Regions from separate parts of the Homo sapiens genome. Here region 2 is linked to region 1. Evidence: read pairs that join two places in POLR2A ChIA-PET (ENCODE). Cell type or tissue: OCI-LY7. All regions are shown on one strand. Links, peaks and the distances in the headings refer to the core of each region. The heading gives the core; the rest is flanking DNA.

What was found. Peaks named below come from ENCODE experiments on the same cell type or tissue, not always from the same donor. Only the 100,000 strongest peaks of a DNase experiment are listed, where the experiment ranks them.
Region 2: POLR2A ChIA-PET joins it to region 1 with 7 read pairs; 8 of 35 experiments call an interaction of 5 or more read pairs at or near these places.

Annotation. Positions count from the first base shown.
Region 1 is chr1:11,812,996-11,817,381 of GRCh38, forward strand. CLCN6 (chloride voltage-gated channel 6) reads left to right here. Exons shown (of 23, transcript NM_001286.5): 3 at 2,851-2,916; 4 at 3,620-3,685. Among named protein-coding and RNA genes, the nearest start is that of CLCN6, 9.0 kb to the left of the region's middle. In OCI-LY7, for the core only: no CTCF peak of the experiment used is centred there; a DNase peak (open chromatin) is centred at 2,236; H3K4me3 peaks cover 2,473 bases; H3K27ac peaks cover 3,580 bases.
Region 2 is chr1:11,878,322-11,882,707 of GRCh38, forward strand. It overlaps the pseudogene SBF1P2. Among named protein-coding and RNA genes, the nearest start is that of NPPB, 22 kb to the left of the region's middle. RefSeq lists enhancers at 1,867-2,367, 4,297-4,386. In OCI-LY7, for the core only: CTCF peaks have their summits at 3,738 and 3,938; no DNase peak of the experiment used is centred there.

The DNA of each region.
Region 1 (4,386 bases), core at 310-4,309:
GTCCCATACAATTTCCAAAGAGAATCATTCACAAGATGATATCTGCTTCCCAGATCCATTCATTCCCCACTAAGAATTATTTCCTCCCACATCCCTATCTCCCCTTCCCCTGTGAAGAAGAGTATAGAAGCGTCTGTACCTCGCTGGCATTATTGGGTAATCATTCTGCAGTTCCCCTGTGCAATGCATGTTAAATAAGTGGATGCCTTTGCTCCCATTAATCTGCCTTTTGTCGGTTCACTTTCAGCAGACCTTTAGAGAGTGAAAGGGGAAGCTTTTCCTCTTGGCCGCTACAATACATATGTAGGTGCATATATGTTTAATCACTTATGGATGAGTCTAGTTTCTAAAAGTACTTTTTTCATCACTGTGTTTCTTTTCTGATCAGTAAAAAAGATTTTTTTTTTTTTTTTGAGACCGAGTCTCACTCTGTCGCCTAGGCTGGAGTGCAGTAGCACAATCTCGGCTCACTGCAGCCTCTGCCTCCTGGGTTCAAGCGATTCTCCTGCCTCAGCCACCCTAGTAGCTGGGATTACAAGTGTGTGCCACCACACCCACCTAATTTGTGTATTTTTGGTAGAGACGGGGTTTCGCCATGTTGGCCGGGCTGGTCTCAAACTCTTGGCCTCAAGTGATCCACCTATCTCGGCCTCCCAAACTGCTGGAATTACAGACGTGAGCCATCACGCCCAGCCGATCATTTTTTAAAATATAAAAAAGCACACCATTTGTGCTATGAGAATTTCAGACAACACCCAGAAACAAATATCTCCTTAAGCACTACCTCACGGATGTTTTCCCATTATGAATGCTGACGTACAAATAATCCTAATTTTGTTTAATCAAAAAGGGATATTATACTTTTAATTCTCCATCCTGCTTTATTTTTATTTTTTAATTGCATCTTGCTCTTTTGCTGAATAATTTTTGGAGATTTTCCATATCTTTCTATATAGACTTAACTATAATCATTTTATTGGTGTATAGTTTACTATATTTGGATGTATAATTGATTTACTCAGTCACTTGTTGGTACTCCAGGACTCATAAAAAAAGAATTTGGACTAACTCTAGGTAGTCATATAGATAGAATAAATTGTCACTCATCACATGTGTTTGGCTGACTTGAAACTATTGTCTGGGAGTGTGGCTGCCACCCAGCCAATGTCCAGCTGATGTGGGTAGGAACAGGTTGTGGGAAGGAGAGCTGATGGCCGACCATTATTTTTCTTTGTTGCCAAACTGCTGCGTCTTTTTTTTTTTTTTTTTTGAGAGTGTCTCACTTTGTTGCCCAGGCTGGAGTGCAGTGGCATGATCTTGGCTGGCTCACTGCAACCTCCGCCTCCTAGGTTCAAGCAGCTCTCCTGCCCTAGCCTCCCGAGTAGCTGGGATTACAGGCGTGCTCCACCACTCCCAGCTAACTTGTATTTTTAGTAGAGATGGGGTTTCACCATCTTGCCTAGGCTGGTCTCGAACTTCTGGCCTCAAGTGATCCTCCTGCCTCAGCCTCCCAAAGTGCTGGGATTACAGGTGTGAGCCACTGCACCCAGCCCAGACTGCTGCTTCTCTAACAAGACAACTAAAATGATTTCCTTTGAATTGTTTCTCTAAATGTCTGTGGCATACCTGCAAGTTGCTTGCAGGATTTCTGTGTTTTGTGATGCATGTTGTAAAGGATGCTGCTTCAGATGTAGAAGTTTTAGGAGCCGAGAGCCAAGCTGAATCTGTGCCTCTTCCTAACATAAAGTGGAAGTTGGCCAGGCGCAGTGGCTCATGCCTGTAATCCCAGCACTTTGGGAGGCTGAGGAGGGCGGATCACGAGGTCAGGAGATCGAGACCATCCTGGCTAACACGGTGAAATCCCGTCTCTACTAAAAATACAAAAAAATTAGCCGGGCGTGTTGGCAGGCGCCTGTAGTCCCAGCTACTCAGGAGGCTGAGGCAGGAGAATGGTGTGAACCCGGGAGGCGGAGCTTGCAGTGAGCTGAGATTGCGCCACTGCACTCCAGCCTGGGCGACAGAGCGAGACTCCGTCTCAAAAAAAAAAAAAAAAAAGTGGAAGTTGCTTTTAAAAATACTTTCCATGTTAGTTTGTCTTGTGACTAACCTCATTTCCATAGACACTAACTACAAAAGATAATTATAACTAATTGACATTCTAAATTAATTTGGTTCTGGCTAACTGAAACTTTTGTTCATATCTAATGGAGTAAGTTTCATAAGGCTGATGATAGCTGAAGGTCTTTAAATATTTTGCCAAAACAGGAAGTTTAAAAATAGGTAATTTAAAACTTCTCCTAAAGCATGAAGTATGAACCTAAAGCAACACCACTCAAATTTTAATGTGCATCTGAGTCATCTGGGGCTGCAGGGCTGCAGGAGTCTAAGATTCTGCATTTTGTTTTTGTGTTTGTTTTTGAAACGGAGTCTCGCTGTGTCACCCAGGCTGGAGTGCAGTGGTGCGATCTCGGCTCACCACAACCTCCACCTCCCAGGTTCCAGTGATTCTCCTGCCTCAGCCTCCAAAGTAGCTGGGACTACAGGTGCGCGCCACCATGCCTGGCTAATTTTGTATTTTTAGTAGAGACAGGGTTTCACCATGTTGGCTAGACTGGTCTTGAACTCCTGACCTCAGGTGATCCACCTGCCTTGACCTCCCAAAGTGCTGGGATTATAGGCATGAGCCACCGCACCCAGCCAGATTCTGCATTTTGAACCAGCTCCTCCTGGGTGCTGCAGGTACCACTGCTCTGCCCATCCACACGTTGAGTAGCAGGAACCCAGAGGTTTGTCCCTTTGCAGGTCTTCTCACCTGACATGACCTTTTGACTCAACTTTGCCTCTTTTCAGAGTTTGGATTATGATCGCTGTATCAATGACCCTTACCTGGAAGTTTTGGAGACCATGGATAATAAGGTGGGTCTTACAATTCTTCATCTCTGGGGATCAAATCAGTCTTAACATGGCATTTTTTTTCTCTTCTAAAGGCCCCAGTAAACATCTTTACACCTTGTTTTTTGAACCTTTTCATGCGATACAGGCAGACCTCACTTTATGCGCTTTGCTTTATTTCACCTCGCAGGTACTGCAGGTTTTACAAACTGGAGGTTGGTGGCAACCCTGTGTTGAGCAAGGTGCCATTTTTCCAATAGCATGCATTTTGTTTGCATTTTTTAGCCATAAAGTATTTTTTAATTAAGGTAGGTACATTTTTGTAGGCATAATGCTATTACACACTTTATAGACCTCAGTATAGTGTAAACATCACTTTTATATGCACTGGGTAACCAAAACACTCGTGTGACTCACTTTATTGTGATATTTGCTTTATTGTGGTGGTCTAGAACCAAACCCATGCTATCTGCAAGGTAGGCCTATGTTGGCATTTATTCCCTAGGCCTTTATCCTGCCAACCAGAGTTCCCCCTGTCAGTGCACCTTGCCCAGCCTCTTAAGAGTCCATCATTTTTGCACTGTAAAGCACCTGAAATCCCAACATCATCTTTACTGTGCCTGCTCTCCACGTGGAATTTAGCTTAAAACTGGTTGGCCAAGATGTATTTCTTCCCCTCTGCCACCATAACCCTGTAAACTGAATCATTCTTTTCCTGTGTGAACAGAAAGGTCGAAGATATGAGGCGGTGAAGTGGATGGTGGTGTTTGCCATTGGAGTCTGCACTGGCCTGGTGAGGAGGCAGGGCCTGGAGGGATGGTGGGCCATAGGGCTGGAGGGGCTTACAGGGAAAGCCCTGGCCTGGTGAATAACATTGTCATTTGTCATTATAACATTTATAACATTATAATGCAATAACACTTGTCATTATAATCAAGAGTGCCTTTTCTTTTTTCCCTTTTTTTTTTTTAAATGAATAATCCTGGCACAGTTTTTCACACTTCCCCTGCTTTTGCTTTGTGAAATGAAAGCGAGACACATGACAATGGTGCTCTTGAAGCGCTCAAAGGTTTGGGCAGGACTTTATCTTTTATGATATGATTATGGATCATAATCTCTAATCTACCTAGTAAACTAGATGTCTCCCTAATGGGTAGATAATGCATTGGGTAGAGTAAATAATGGAAGTTAAAGTTACTTTTTTTTTTCTTTTAATTTAAATAGAGACAGGGTCTCGCTTTGTCACCCTGGCTGGAGCACAGTGGCGTAATCACAGTTCACTGCAGCCTCGACCTTCTGGGCTTGGGTGATCCTCCTACCTCAGCCTCCCGAGTGGTTAGGACTCTAGGCAGGCATGAGATCGCTCTTTAGGGAAAAAGCGAAGTCGTGGGTACGGAACTGTGAACATCGTGCCCTTCATTTAGCACAGCGTGCCAGTGAACAGGGTGGCACACCATAGCTATTGATCTCATGCAGGGAGTTTATGGTGCTATC
Region 2 (4,386 bases), core at 247-4,246, 65 kb after region 1:
CTTCCCCGTAATCTGCTGGTGCAGCGGGTGGTCCAAGGCAGTGCTGCTGCGCTCTGGGGCCTGCAGGGCAGAGGTGTCCTCGGCCTCTTCAAGGCCCAGAACGCACCTTCTCCAGGCCAGTCCCAGGTGGACTCGAGTAGCCTGGAGCAGGAGAAGTACCTGCAGGCTGTGGTCAGTTCCATGCCCCACTATGCCGACGCGTCGGGACGCAACATGCTTACCGGCTTCTCCTCAGCCCACATGGGCAGTCACATTCCCAGCCCCAGAGCCAGGGTCATCACACTGTCCAACCCCATGGCGCCCTTGCCCTCCAGATGGACTGCACCCCGAAGTAAGTGGGGCAGTGTCCAGACCAGCGGGCGCAGCAGTGGGCTTGGTGCCAATATGGGCTCCTGGTTAGTTGGCAGAGACGTGCTGGCCCCACCCCAGGCAACAGGGCCCCCTCGCCCACCCGGGCTTCCTGCGGCTGCAGCGAGTAGCCCTCTACATCCTCGGGAACAAAGCCCAGCTCAAGGGTGTGCGGCCAGACTCCCTGCAGCAGTGGGAGCTGGTGCCCATTGAGGTATTCGAGGAACAGCAGGTGAAGGCCAACTTCAAGAAGCTGCTGAAGGCATGTGTCCCGGGCTGCCCCGCTGCTGAGCCCAGCCCAGCCTCCTTCCTGTGCTTGCTGGAGGACTCGGAGCGGCTGACCCCAATCCACAAGCTGCTGCAGGTGCCAGTGCTGGTGGTGGAGCCCCTGGATTCAGACTCCTCTGTGCTGGTGGGCCTGGAGGATGGCTGGGACATCACCTCCCAGGTGGTATCCTTGGTGCAGCTGCTCTCAGACCCCTTCTATTGCACGCTGGAGAGCTTCCGCCTGCCAGTGGAGAAGAAGTGGTTGTCCTTCAGTCATCCCTTCAGCCACCGTGGAGCCCACACCCTGGCTGGGCAGAGCAGCGGCTTCACACCTGCCTTCCTGTAGTTCCTGGACTGTGTAACACCAGGTCCATCTGCAGTTCTCCATGGAGTTTGAGTTCAGCCAGTTCTACCTCAGGTTCCTCGGCTGCCACCATATGTCCCGCCGTTCCGGACCTTCCTACTTGACTCTGACCCTGAGAGCATTGAGCTGGGGCTGCTGTATGAGGAGAAGGGGGAACGCAGGGGCCAGCTGCTGTGCAGGTCTTTGTGGGAGTGTGTGGACCGGCTGAGCAAGAGGACGCCCATGTTCTACAATTACATGCATGCACCCGAGGACACAGAGCTCCCGCAGCCCTACAGCAACGTGTCCAACCTGAAGGTGTGGGATTTCTACACTGAGGAGATACTGGCCAAGGGCCCTCCCTATGACTGGGAACTGGCCCAGGGGCCCCCTGGGCCCCTGGAGGAAGAACGGTCTGACGGAGGTGCTCCCCAGTGCAGGCACCGCGTGGCGTGGCCCTGCTACGACAGCTGCCCCTGACCCCAGCCTGATGCTATCTCACTTCTGCTGGAGGAGCTGCAGAGGCTGGAGACAGAGCTGGGCTAATGCCCTCAGTGATGGAAGGACACCTGGGACCAGGTGAAGGCTGCACAGCGCCTGGAAGGCTGGCCAGACGGAAGTGGCACCCCTAGCTCCCTTCTAGTGTCCACTGCACCCCACCACCACCGTTCCTGGGTGTGTGACTGCCGGAGGGGCCCGTGGGCTCCACCCTGAGCCTCAGCCTGGACAGCGACCAGAGTAGTGGCTCGACCGCTTCTGGCTCCTGCCAGGCTGCCCGCCACAGCACCAGCACCCTGTGCAGCCAGTTCCAGAGAGCTGAGAGTGAGAACGGGTCCAACGAGGGCACTCTGTAGAAGAAGGAGGCCTTCATGAAGCCTTGGAAGGCCCGCTGGTTCATGTTGGACAAGACCAGCACCAGCTGTGCTACTGCAACCACTGTGTGGACACAGAGTGCAAGGGTGTCATCGACTGGCGGAGGTGGAGGCTGTGGCAGGGGCACGCCCTAAGACCATGGATGAGAAGGCTTTCTTTGACGTGAAGACAACACTTTGCGTTTACAACATCTGTGCCCAGGATATGCCCTTGGCCCAGCAGTGGGTGGACGGGATCCAGAGCTGCCTGTCAGACACCTGAGCCTCCCGGCCCCGCCCAGCTGCTCTGCTTCCGGTCGTTACTGACCACTAGGGGTGGGCAGGGCTGCCCCAGCCATCTTTACTGCCCCAGCCCTCAACAATATTGAGGCCCTGAGCCCCCAGCACATGGTGCATACAGCCCCTGCCCCATCCCGCCCCGCCCCACCCAGCTGGCCCTAACTTATTTTGGGGTCACAGCTGAGCACTGTCCCTGGAGGTGACCAAGGTACAGCCCGCAATGGGCCTGTAAATAGCCCAGCCCTGTCAGCGTGTGCTGGTCCAGCCAGCCGGCTGCAGGCGAGTTGTTTCTAGAACCAGAGTCTATATAAACAGAGAGCTAATGCCAAAAAAAAATAATAAATACATAAAGAAATCATACAGAGCAAGACAAATCATCCAGAAATCACCTCCAGGGAACTGAAGCACTTATTCCAGGACATTTGACCCTGCAGCCTGGTCCCTCTCTCCCTCCCTCCCGCCTCCATCTTTCCCCCCTTCCATCTTCTGTGTTCAGATAAACACCAAGAGCCTTCAAAGAGCCCCCGGGAAATAACTCAGTTTCTTGGGCACATATCAGCTGCCATGAATGGTTCTACACACTGAAGTCCATTATCTCAGTGACTGCGAGGACTGAATGAGCACAGCCTGGAGCTGAGTCAGTGTTCCATAAAAGTTGGCTCTTATTTTTATTATACTGGACACAGAAAGGCCAGATGCCTTCCCCAAAGCCCCTCCCTGTGGGTGGCAGTGGCCCAGGAAGTCTGGCACTAATGTCAGTGCTGTCACCTGCCACTCTGTCCTCAAGGGCCTCTGGGACATGCTGGGAAGGCAGGCCGTGAGCCAGATGTTGCAGAGCTGGGCCCTGAGACGCTGTCCCTTCAGTGACCTTTCCTGTCCAGGGCCCACAGCGGAAGCTGACATGTGTGCTGCCCCTCCCCTCCGCTCCCCTCCCCTCCCCACCCCATTCTACTCTATGGGCTTTGGTGGGAAAAAAACCAGGGCCCCATCCCCTGAGGCCTAGGCCAGTGCAGACATAGACCTCGAACTCTGCCCAACATGGATGGCCTCTGCCCAGGTGTGGGAGAACAAAGGCAAGGAAAGGCTCAAGGAACGTTCCAGGCATCAGGAAGCCAGGCTTCCCCTTCAGGGCTGTCGAGTGCTCAGGTTTCTATGCCTGTCAGTCACCAACACTTTTGCAGTGGGCAGCTACTATGTGCCAGGCACAAAGGGTAACTGGGCACACCTCTTTTCTTGGAATGGGTCAGAGGTTGTCATCAAGGAGGTGATGTTTAAACTGAGCTCAGGGGAATAAGGAGGAGCCAGGGTTCGGGGAAGAGCATCCCAGCAGAGGACAGAGCCAAAGCCAGCGCTTGAGGAGGCAGGGGTGGAAGGAATGTAGTGGTTTGAGGAGCCCTGGCAGGCTGGTGGGGCTGGAGAGGGAGGGTAGGTGGGCTAATTAATGCCCTCGCAAAGACGTCCACTCCCTAATCCCTGCAACCTGGGAATCTCACCTTATATGGCAATAAACAGACTTTGCAGAGGTGACTAAACTTTTGCAGTGGTGACTAAATTAAGGCTCCGGAGATGGGAAGACCATCCTGGATTATGCAATGGACCCTAAATATGATCACAAGTGTTCTTATTATACAAGAGGGAGGCAGAGGGCGACACCACCACACACAGAAGCAGGGAAGGCAGTGTGACCACGGAGGCAGAGACTGGGGTGATGCGGCCACAAGCCAAGGAACACCTGGAGCCACCAGAGGCCGGCAGAGGCCAGGAAGTATTCCCCTGACAGCCTCCAGAGAGGGCGGCCCTGCCACACCTCGACTTCAGCCCAGGGATACTGATTTTAGACTTCTGGCCTCCGGAGCTATAAGATAATACATCTGTCTTGTTTTACGCCACCGAGTTGTTGGCAATTTGACACAGCAGCCGCAGGAAACTCATACAGACGCAGGAGGAGAGCTTCGAGACGGTTTAGGAAACTCACATGGAGGGCAGCTCGAGGAGAGCTCTGAGACAGCTTAGGAGGCAGCTGGGGAAAGGGGGAAGGGGCTGGATTTTGTTCTTAGTGCTTCTCCATCCCCCTCTCATTCACCTCCTCCTTTCTCCCCTCAAAGCTCCTCAGCCCTTTTAAAATAATTTCACTTGTTGCAGTAAGCAGGTGTCAGTTTTTGTGAAGGTATGAACACGTTTTAAAACCTTGCGGAAGGTCGAGGCTGCAGTGAGCTGTGATCGCACTACTGCACTCCAGCCTAGGCAACAGAGCAAGACCCTGTCTTTAAAAACAAA